2 separate regions of the Homo sapiens genome follow, and region 1 is linked to region 2. A link is a contact called in ENCODE Hi-C or POLR2A ChIA-PET data. All regions are on one chromosome and are shown on one strand. Each heading gives the region's core, a stretch centred on a gene start or an enhancer-like site at or near the end of the contact. The rest is flanking DNA. Distances are from core to core; before and after follow the strand shown.

Region 1 (5,058 bases), core at 922-3,421, 1.1 Mb after region 2:
TGGGAGGCCCCTTGGTGTCCACTCCTAGTTGTGTGGTTCATGGGGCCTCGAGTTTTGTAGTTTGAAGATGACTCCCAAACTGACCCTGAGAATGAGTCCAACGGCAGGTGACACCCAGCTGCAAGAGGCTGTATCCTGAGATTGGAGTGTGTTATAGAGTAGGGGGCTAATTCTTCTCATGGTTAAAAACCAGCATCTCCCTATCTGTCTCTCCTAATTGCACAAAGGACTTGATGTGGATTATCACGTCACACTCCACAAGGAAATGGCAAAACAAAAAGAAGTTTGGAGAAGCAAGGAAAGTACCAGTTGGAGTAGGAAGGCAAGCTTGGGAAGGGTGATGCAGGCGGCCTTGTCCCGAAGGCCTGCCTAGATGGAACGGGTCACCCTCGTGTGAACTATGACACCCAGAGCACAAAGGAGACGGTGGAACCCATTTCACGTGGAGGGCAAGAATTGATTCCCTGGTGTTTGAGGCCATGACTCTTTTAAATGAATTGGTTTGCTTTGTCACTCAGGTAAATGCTTTGTGCTAACCAGAGCCATGAAGATTTCTCTTTTTTCCTAAAGGGAACTGAACAGCATGGGGATCTGGTATCGAATGGGCAGAGTACCAAGAAATCATGACTCATCTCAACCCACAACGCCTTCCCAGTCATCAGCTGCCTCCACCCCAGCCCCCAACCTTCCCAGGTGAGGCCTTGTCGGGGTGTCTTGCGTTGTCCTGTGGTCTTAGGTCCCTGCACAACATTTTAGAACACCACCACTTAGTGTCTGCTGAAATACTGCAAAGTACAGCTGAATAATTGTAGAAGCAATATATCTTTAGAGGAGATTTTTAAAAATCCACTTGGAAATCTTTGCATTACATGAATGCAAAGGCCATTCTATAGTCTATTTTGTGCGTGTTCTGCAGGCTTCTAAAATTGCAGATTATGCAACTTAAAATTGGCTCCCTATTCAAAAGAGCTGCTAGCTACACACAGACACGTGCTGTATAGCCATGGGGTTGGGATCACTGGCCTTAAGGTCAAATTCCTTCTCTGTCTTGGCCAGCAACTCATTTGAAACCCAGGAGGGTAGGTGAGTTCTTATATTCTTCATTTTCATATAATTTCTTTTTCCAATGAGCTATAAAGTAAGAAATGGGTAGTTTGGGTATGAGAGAATAGTGAGGAGTTTTTCAGGAAATGCTAGTTTTAACAATTGTCTCCGCAAAGAAACTTGGGTGAGCCAACTGTTTGCTCTGCAACTGATTTCAGTCATAACAGAGGTAGTAACAGTCTCTACACTTTCTGCAAAAAGAATCCTGTCAAATAAAAATCCTGTGCATCACTAGGAGTAAACTAAGGGCAAGGAACAAACAGCACTGATGGATTAAGCTTGAGAAAGGGATTGCAAAAGTAAATAAAACAAGAACGGTGAGGCAGCAACACTTAGGGATTGACATAACGTAAATGAGAATGGATCTCCAAGCTTCCACGTGGGTGAATAGAGATGAACAAAATCTGTCAGGAACCGGACAGAAGAGTCACCAGTAGGTCTTCCTGGGCCATCCACAATACAGCCTGCCCTCCGGGACATACCACCAGCTCTCTGTACTCTGTTCCTCTGTGCCAAGCCTCCGTCTCACTTGGAAGAATGTGCTGTAATGAGGCTCCAAAGCCCTGAGGACTCTGTCCTCTGGGACATCCCCCTATAAAGACAATCTGGTCCTTCTCATGACAGTTTCACAAACCAAGAGTGGTATTTAAACTTAACTACCCCTGGAATTGCCTGAAACTTTAGAAGTAGTTTTCAGTTTCATTTGGCATAAAAAGATAGGAATCTCTAATAAGCCTCCCAGAGTTGCAGGGTGAACAGTTGAGTCTCTGTTGGGTTCAAGAGTGTGAGGTTCGCACTGCCCATCAGCACTTGTTCCTCACTTCTGAGCCAGAGCGCTGTCAGCTCCGCCCTGGAGGGCACTGCTGAGGGTCACTGTCTCCTGTGCTCAAGGCTATATCAGGTGTGTCACCTGTGCTGGGGAGTCAGCTAAGTCCATCACCTGTGTGTCGGGGTCCTCCATCACCTGTGCTGAGGCCCATCACTTGTACTTGGAGCAGCTCAAGTGTGGGCTCCTTGCAGAGGCTGGAAAGCCCCCACAGGAGCAGTTGCCCTGAAGTTGTTACAGCTGCTCCCTGCTGACATCATGTGGTCTAGAAGGGCCCAGAAATGGGCACCACCTCAGGCAGGTTTTGACTTTCTGTGGTTAAAGAAAGAACACCAGTTCTCTCAGATAAAGCAGAGAGAGCTCTCAGAAGCCTGCTGGTGACTGTGAGAGCAAAGTCACTTGCACCTGAAGCAAGACAGCCGAGAACACCGAGCCACCGGCAGCCTGGTGGGTTTGGAGGGTAGTGCGTCAGAACCAGATGTTTATAAGGCTTATGTATTTTATCACCTCTGCTGTACAGTTTATGGTTTACAATGGCTGCAAGGAAATCGGATCAGTTTTGTTTTACTTGCCAAATAAAACAAATGTCAAAATAGTCAATATAAAATGTATTCTAATTTGGCTGAGTTAAGTCAGCCAATATGCAACAGGATAATTGAATGTTCATTAGTGCTTCCAAGTAAAAGCCATTTGTCTGTCCCAAGTTCTCCTGTGCGGTAATTTACAGGTAGGATGCACACCTATGTAAGCCTCATCCATCAGGGTTTTTTGGTTTTTGTGGGGTTTTTTTGTGTGTTGTTTTCCTATCCAGTATCTTTGATTTATTTTAAAATGAAATGTTGATTATTCATTCAAATTTTCCATTGAAGACCTAGGAAAGGATGAGTATGCTGTTTTATTCCTTGAGGCTTCAGGTCTCTACACTCTCCAGAGGAGGAATCTGATCACCTCCCCTCTGGTGGGGAGCAGTGGCTGGGGCTTGTGCTCCGAGTGCTGGGGGTCTACCAGGAGCCTATAGGGTAAGGCAGGCCCCTCAGTGGGGCCTGCAGGGCTGCACACCAGCTCCGGGATTTCCTGTCTTCCCTTTCCCAGCCAGAGCCCCAGACATTAACGTGCGCTGGCAGCCTCCTCCTCCCCTGGCTTCTGCGCCTTTGCTCCCGGTGCTCCCTGCACATGAGGTGTGTTTGACAGGTCTCAGCGCAGAGGACTTCTCTCCCGGGAAGCCCTCCCAGAGGCTCCTGGGCTGGGCCTGTGCTGGGTCTTCTTCTGTGAGCGCTTCCGGGGCATCTCGAGCCCGTGTGGTGGTGAGGGCATGTGGTGAGCCTCCGAGGAGCTCCCCAGCGCCTACCTGAATCCAGGCACGAATTCAGTTTCACCATAAATGCGTCCCTGGCAACCCCTCCAGACTACTCCCTGGTCCCTGAGCACTGCGCGGGTCTTTTCCTATGGCGAGAGTAATCCAGGCTTGTAGAAAATTGGCAGAATGTAGAAAGTATGAAAAAACAGGAATTCCATTTCCCACGAGCAGATGCTTATAACCTTTTGTTATATTTCCCTCAAGTCTTTTTCTTGTGTACTTTTTACATAGGTGATATCATATCGTGTAATAGCAAGTCTGCATCTTGCTACTCTTTTCTCAGGTAGCCTTAACCATAAACCTGAGAACCACGTCCAGTGCGGTCTTTGTGTGGCGTGGATCGGGCCTCTGGGAGCGCGGTGACGCAGCGCCCTCTACTGCCCAGCCGTGGCGGTGGCGGGGAATGCGGTTCTGAGCCGGAGCTAGTGGCAGGCTCTTTCGCCGCAGAGCCCTGGCCCAGGCCAGCCAGGAGGACCTAGGAAGCGGTGGGTCACAGATCTTGCTGCCTTCTTGAGTCTGTATTCCTCTCCAAAGCCAAAACCATGTGCTCCGCCTCCATTTCTTGTGTCATCGCTCAGATTTCAAAGAATTTCCTGCCATTTTTTGGAATGCCGTTCATTCCCAGCTTTACTTCAGACAAAGGTGGATCTTTGCACCGTCTGTAGGCCATCACCTGAGGACCTCGTGGTTCTAGCAGCACTGCCTTCTCTGTCCAAAAGCAGGAACTGCCTCTAGAAGCAGGAGCTTCCCGCAGAAGCTCCGTTATTGCAGAAAATGCTGTGGTGTCACCGGCTTTGGAGTTGTCCTTTTGGAGCAGGCAGGTCCCCAGGGAGAGGGATGCTCCTGGGCTGTATCCAGTGAGTTGGTGGCTAAGGTGGTAGAAGGTAGCTTGGCAGAGCTCCTCTCCCTCATACAGTGATGCTTCATCTCACATACAGACATCGCCACACACATCTCTTGACTGTCTTCTAGTGAAGAAGGGCAGCCACTTCTTCTGGGACCCAGAGCCTCTCCATATCTCTGGCCGCAGGCGCTCCATCCCCTGCCTGCCTATGTCATGCACGTCGATCAACAGGAGAGAGCTGGCCTGGGGACGGAGGCACAGTCCCATCTCTGTGGCCCTCTTTGGGGCTGGGCCCAGCTTTGTGAGTCAGCCTTGGGCATGTGATCAGATGGTGGGGTTTCTGATTCAGCTCTGTGATGCTGTCTGGGGCAGGGGGCCAAGAGAGGAAACACCTTCCTGGCCTCTATCAGAGCAGCCCCTCCACCGTCTGTCACATGCAGGGCGTCACCTGTTTCTGCTGGGAAGAAGAGGTTCCGCTGCTGCTGGGACAGAGGTTGGGAAGAGCCCCAGGAGGCAGGTGGGCTCACAACCGCTGGAGCACCAGAAGTCCCCAGTGTGATAAGGGAATGGCTCTGTGTCGACCCAGGAGGAGTCCCCTGGTGGGCTGCAGCCCTCTAGCTCAGCAAGCAGCAGAACCATGGCTTGATAAAGACATCAGAGGCATGCTTATCAAATTTGCAGATGATGCAGAGTCATTAGGGTGAGCTGACGTGCTGAATGATAGAATCAATACTCTGCATCTCCTCTACAGCCAGAACAACCTGCTGGAGCCATGGGAGGCGATGGGCGCAGGCGGAGAGGGCCCCCGAGGTTCAAAAATCCATCACACAGGAGCCAAACTGAGGCCTGGCTTAGCAGCTAAGTGTGTGAAATGGCGGGGGTCGGAGCGTGGGTGTGTGGAGTACAGCCTGGTGTGCACAGCGGGAG
Region 2 (5,445 bases), core at 787-3,286:
TCACGCCATTCTCCTGCCTCAGCCTCCCGTGTAGCTGGGACTACAGGCGCCTGCCACCATGCCCGGCTAATTTTTTGTATTTTTAGTAGAGACAGGTTTCTACCGTGTTAGCCAGGATGGTCTCGATCTCCTGACCTCATGATCCGCCCACCTCGGCCTCCCAAAGTGCTGGGATTACAGGCGTGAGCCACTGCGCCCGGCCTCCTCTTGCTTATTTCATGCCAGCGGTGCATTGAGTAATGTCTTGTAACAGAGCTGATTGAATTCCTGAATGAGTTGAATGGCAGCACGATAGCAATAACATCTGACCAGCCTACCATAGGTGGTTCTATTACTACCTATGTAGTCATAAAACAAGGCAATAAATATGAAGCAATTCTGTCAATGTTGTTGTTGCTGTTTTGTTTTGAGACAGGTTTCACTCTGCTGCCCAGGATGGAGTTCAGTGGCATGATCACAGCTCACTGCAGCCTTGACCTTTTTGGGCTTGGTGATCCTCCCACTTCAGCCTCCCTAGTAGCTGGGACTACAGGTGCAAGCCACCATGCCTCGCTGATTTTTGTATTTTTTGTAGAGTTGGGGTTTCACTATGTTGCTCAGGCTGGTCTTGAACTTCTGGGCTCAAGCAATCCTCCTGCCTTGGCCTCGCAAAGTGCTAGGATTATAGGCATATGCCACCATGCCCCTAAAGGTGACATCAAGAGAGGTGAGTAGATAGAAAGCAGTTTGGGAGTTGATTGACATTTGAAATAGCTGGGGAAATGATTATTACTTTTTTCCTTTTTTTGCCTGGAGACTCCCAGTATTGGAGGATATAATCATTGTTCTCAATTTTTTGAAGATCTGTCAAGTGGAAGACATTCTGTATTGCTCCAGGCAGCCTAACTACCAGCAATGGAAGGAAATAAAGGGAAACAGATTTCAGCTCAGCAGGAGGCAGAACTTTCTAACATTTAGAGCTGTCCAACAGTGGAGCAGGCTGCATTACTTGAGGGAGTGAGCTCCCTGAAATTTGAACTGTTGAACAGGAAGATGACCATCTGGCTGAATGTACAGGAGGGAATTCCTGCCTGGGCAACAGTTGCACTAGTGACCTTTAAGCAGGTATCTTCCAATTTTAAGGTTTCTAGACTGTTCAACTCAGCTAACTTGACCTCTGAATATATGAGTTATGGTGTTACAAAAATTATTAGACAGTTCATTTATTGACTTACCTAAAATAACTGCATGGTGAAGTTTATGATAAGCAAGATTTTAGAAACTGAGAAGTGGGAAGGCAGGTTTTACACTGAAAATCCAGATACCATCCAAACCAATTAATGGCACTTAGAACAAAAGGGAAGGGAGGGGCCGGCAGCGGTGGCTCACGCCTGTAATCCCAGCACTTTGGGAGGCCGAGGCGGGCGGATCACGAGGTCAGGAGATCGAGACCATCCTGGCTAACACGGTGAAACCTCGTCTCTACTAAAAATCAAAAAATTAGCCGGGCGTGGTGGCGGGCGCTTGTAGTTCCAGCTACTTGGGAGGCTGAGGCGGGAGAATGGCGTGAACCCGGGAGGCGGAGCTTGCAGTGAGCCGAGATTGAGCCACTGCACTCCAGCCTGGGCGACAGAGCCAGACTCCGTCTCGAAAAAAAAAAAAAAAGGGAAGGGAGGTTTGTAAGTAGTGTGTGCGTACGTGTGAGAGAGAAACAGAGAAGAGAGAGAGTCATTCATGCGAATAATGTGTCCTGGGCAACTGAGCGTTGTCACAGAAAGCATAAAACGCTCTACATTTTTGCTTTACACATACTTGCTCAGTCGGATTCTTCACGTCCAGCATTACTGCAGGCGGAAACCAGGGCCCAGGCCTGGTGAACAGCCTTCCGGAAGACGATTCCGGACCCGGACACCCACGACAGCCTCAGGGGGCAGCTGACCTAGGGCTGCCTAAGGCGGAAGTGGGAGCCCCTAGCCGCCCGGGCGGAACTACAGCTCCCAGAGGCCCCCGCGGCGCTGCGCACGCGCGCTGGCGTGGCGGCAGCGCCGCTGCAGGACGCAGGGAAGCCAACAGGCGAGTGGCGAAGGTGGCGGCAGCGGCGGCGGGGGCAGTCACCGGCTAGGGCGACGGCTCCGAGGCCGAGTGGCGGTCCGACAGAGTCCTCCGTGTCCTCCCCCGCATGACCCCCTTGGTGAGTACGCGTCCCGATTTAGTCCGCGGGCTGTGAGCGGCTCCCTGCCTCGCGGCCGGGTTGCTCCGGCCTAGGGCCGCAGCCTGTCTCTGACTGCCCGGCCGTCAGGTCCAACTGACCCCGGGGTCCTGGGCTCTTCCCGTCAGTGTCGGGCGAGGTGGGGGTCGGGGGACACTGGGTTAGACCCAGGGGAGAGATGTGGCGGCGCGCAGGAGCCAGGGCGGCCTGGGGCTGAGGAGAGGGAGAGACGCGTGGGGGATGGGATGGGAAGGGACAGGAGGACCGCGGGGCGGCCTCGGGTGGGGGCCAGAGACGAGAGGCCCGGCAGGTAGGGAACTGAGTATAGGAGGCGAGAACGAAATGGAATGTCTTCTGAGTGTCGCTGATAAAGATATCGTGCTGCAGGGAAGCTTGACAAGCTGGACACACGGGTCTGGGGGCAGCCCACCTAACACAGACACTCACTGTACTTGGCATCTTTCCACTTGCTGTCGGAGGTCTGAAAGTGAGGGAGCTGTTGGTTGTTTCCATCCCTTTTCTTTTAACTTCACCTTTTATTGACTGGCAAAATTGTAGTGAGTGCTGGCTAGGCAAACCACAGAAGTACACCCAGGGTTCTGTGTATAAATGTGCATAAAAACAGGGAGACATAGTGATAGGTTCAGATGAGAACTAGGTCAAAGGAGGAATCAGTGTTTTTATTTTTAAATTTATGACGAAAATCAGTTCTGAGCAGGACTTTGAACTAGAGAGGGGTTTTAAACTGGAGTTCATTGATGGATAGAATTAGAAGGGTCCTTTCACTAGAAGGAGGATAAAATGACATCATTATTTTTATTGACTGCTAACTGAAACTTATTATTTCCTTCAGTTACGAATGTGGACAACAAGCCAGAGTAGCATTAGCAGCGCCTATGACTTTGTGATCAATAAAAATTACGGATATTTTTGCATCATGTTTACAGTTGCAGATAGCTCAGAATATCATTTATGGTTAACACTTCTTTGAATTTCTGGTGTTACTAGACCCGCCGTTAGACATTGTTATTTAATGTGATAATAAGGCTGTACATATATTATGACCATATTAGTTTGTTGTTTTGCTAATATTTCCATATAATTGGTTTCCCTTGTAATCACATGTATTTAATTATGCACTTAAAAGAAATCTGAGAAAGGGACCATAGGCTTCACCAAACTGCCAATGAGGTCCGTGCACAAAAAGATTAAGAACTCCTGAAATAATTTGGGAGGCCGAGGCGGGCGGATCATTGAGGTCAAGAGATCGAGACCATCCTGGCCAACATGGTGAAACCCCATCTCTACTAAAAATACAAAAATTAGTTGGGTGTGGTGGCCCATGCCTGTAATCCCAGCTACTTGGGAGGCTGAGGCAAGAGAATCACTTGAGCCCGGGAGGTGGATATTGCAGTGAGCCAAGATCACGCCACTGCACTCCAGCCTGGCAACAGAGCGAGACTCCGTCTCAAAAAACAAAACAAAACAAAAAAACTCCTGAAATAGAAATAAGGTTTTTTGGATTTATAAGTCTACTTAGAAGAACTGTTGTTTTTTTTTTTTTGGTTGTAAGTTTATTCAATGCAAAAGAATCCTCTCCAATTTTACTGAGGTGGCTGACCACGTCCACGACCAAATCCGTCTCAACTGGAATTTGGCTGCTGACCCAGCCCCAGCCTCAGCTTTCTTGTCGGCACTAAGTGGCACAGCACTCCATCTGTAGGTATGTCTGTCAGCACTCCATCTGTAGGTATGTCTGTCAGCTTCCCCTCTTGTGAGTCTCGCAGGTCACTCACCCTCCAGACCTTTAGGCTGAGGCCTGCCGGTCTCTGGACAGCTATGGCGTAGGGTAGCAGGTACAGTCTCCGGGGGGCAGATGAAGGTAATCCCGGAGATACTGGATACCCTCATTGGTAAGGTACCAGTAGAAATGTCTCCAGGCAAACTGTTCCTTCATGTAGCCTTGAGACTTGAGAGACTGCATGGCCTTCATGACATGAAGGTTGGGCACGTTCTTGTCTGCCAGCTCTGGGTGCTTAGGCATGTGGACATCCTTCTTGGCCACCATGACTCCCTCCTTAAAAAGGAGTTCATAAATGGCAATCTGGTTCTTTAGAAGAACATTTGAATCATTGAAGGCAGACAGGATGACAGTGTAGACGAAAGAGAATTTCATAATCAGGGAGATAAAAAATTTGGATGGGATCAGGGTAGTCTTTTGTTTTGTTTTGTTTTGAGACGGAGTCTGGCTCTGTTGCCTAGGCTGGAGTGCAGTGGCATGATCTCCGCTCACTGCGACCTCAGCTTCCTGGGTTCAAGCGATTCTTGTGCCTCAGCTTCCTGAGTAGCTGGGACTACAGACACCAGCCACCACGCCTGGATAATTTTTATATTTTTAGTAGAGGCAAGGTTTCACCATGTTGGTCAGGCTGGTCTCAAAGTCCTGACCTCAGGTGATCTGCCTGCCTCGGACTCCCAAAGTGCTGGGATTACTGATGTGAGCCACCGCGTCCTGCCCAGAGTAGTCATTTTGAAAGAATAGACCATAGATATTTCATTCAGGGTAATGGGGAATGAACAAAATAATCGGAAGAAGAAAGAAAAGTGAATATGTTGGCCTTTAAATTTTTGTATTAAGGCACCTCCCCACTTCCAAGGGATTGCAGCTCTGTAAGCTCTAATGTAAGCCTGAGAAAAGAAATTTTACTGTTTGCTGGTTTTCTTTAAATCATGGAGGTGGATTTTTTTTTTTTTTTTCTGAGATGGAGTCTCAGGCTGTCGCCCAGGCTGGAGTGCAGTGGCGCGATCTCAGCTCACTGCAAGCTCTGCCTACCGGGTTCATGCCATTCTCCTGCCTCAGCCTCCCAGGTAGCTGGGACTACAGGTGCTGCCACCATGCCTGGCTAATTTTTGTATTTTTAGTAGAAACGGGGTTTCACCATGTTGGTCAGGCTGGCCTCGAACCTCCTGACCTTAAGTGATCTGCCCGCCTTGGCCCCCCAGAGTGCTAGGATTATTGGCGTGAGCCACCGCGCCTGGCCATCTTACATTTTTTAAAAGACAAAAAATTATTTCCCAGCACTATGTTGTGCTTTTGTGAGCATTTGGTTTCATATGGGGACTAATCATTCTTAGTACATGCTGCCATATAGGTTTGATTATTCATCATTTTGTATGAGGTAATAAAAGGGAAAGTCTGTAAGTGAAGTTCTTGTTTTGCTGAGGTTCTTTTACCTTTTACTGTGTGATCCTAGGTT

What was found. A loop is a pair of places that touch in the nucleus more often than their neighbours do. ChIA-PET counts read pairs that join two places held with the same protein, here RNA polymerase II (POLR2A). Pooled maps may share reads with other maps.
Region 1: a pooled map shows a loop between it and region 2 (4-fold over the local background). The contact joins the enhancer-like site here to the promoter of GAPVD1 in region 2. A Hi-C loop is called at or near these places in 3 of 50 pooled maps. POLR2A ChIA-PET finds 5 or more read pairs at or near these places in 3 of 52 experiments (PC-9, T-cell and endothelial cell of umbilical vein).

What each region holds. Positions count from the first base shown.
Region 1 is chr9:126,395,005-126,400,062 of GRCh38, forward strand. It overlaps MVB12B (multivesicular body subunit 12B), which reads left to right. Exons shown (of 10, transcript NM_033446.3): 6 at 571-693. Among named protein-coding and RNA genes, the nearest start is that of NRON, 13 kb to the right of the region's middle. RefSeq lists a silencer at 3,565-3,624. Within about 2 kb of position 2,172, at least 4 of the 41 ENCODE cell types and tissues checked have a DNase peak (open chromatin) inside an H3K27ac peak, as active enhancers do.
Region 2 is chr9:125,259,790-125,265,234 of GRCh38, forward strand. GAPVD1 (GTPase activating protein and VPS9 domains 1) reads left to right here and starts at 2,037. Exons shown (of 28, transcript NM_001282680.3): 1 at 2,037-2,170. It also overlaps the pseudogene RPS10P17. RefSeq lists silencers at 1,934-2,115, 2,054-2,183.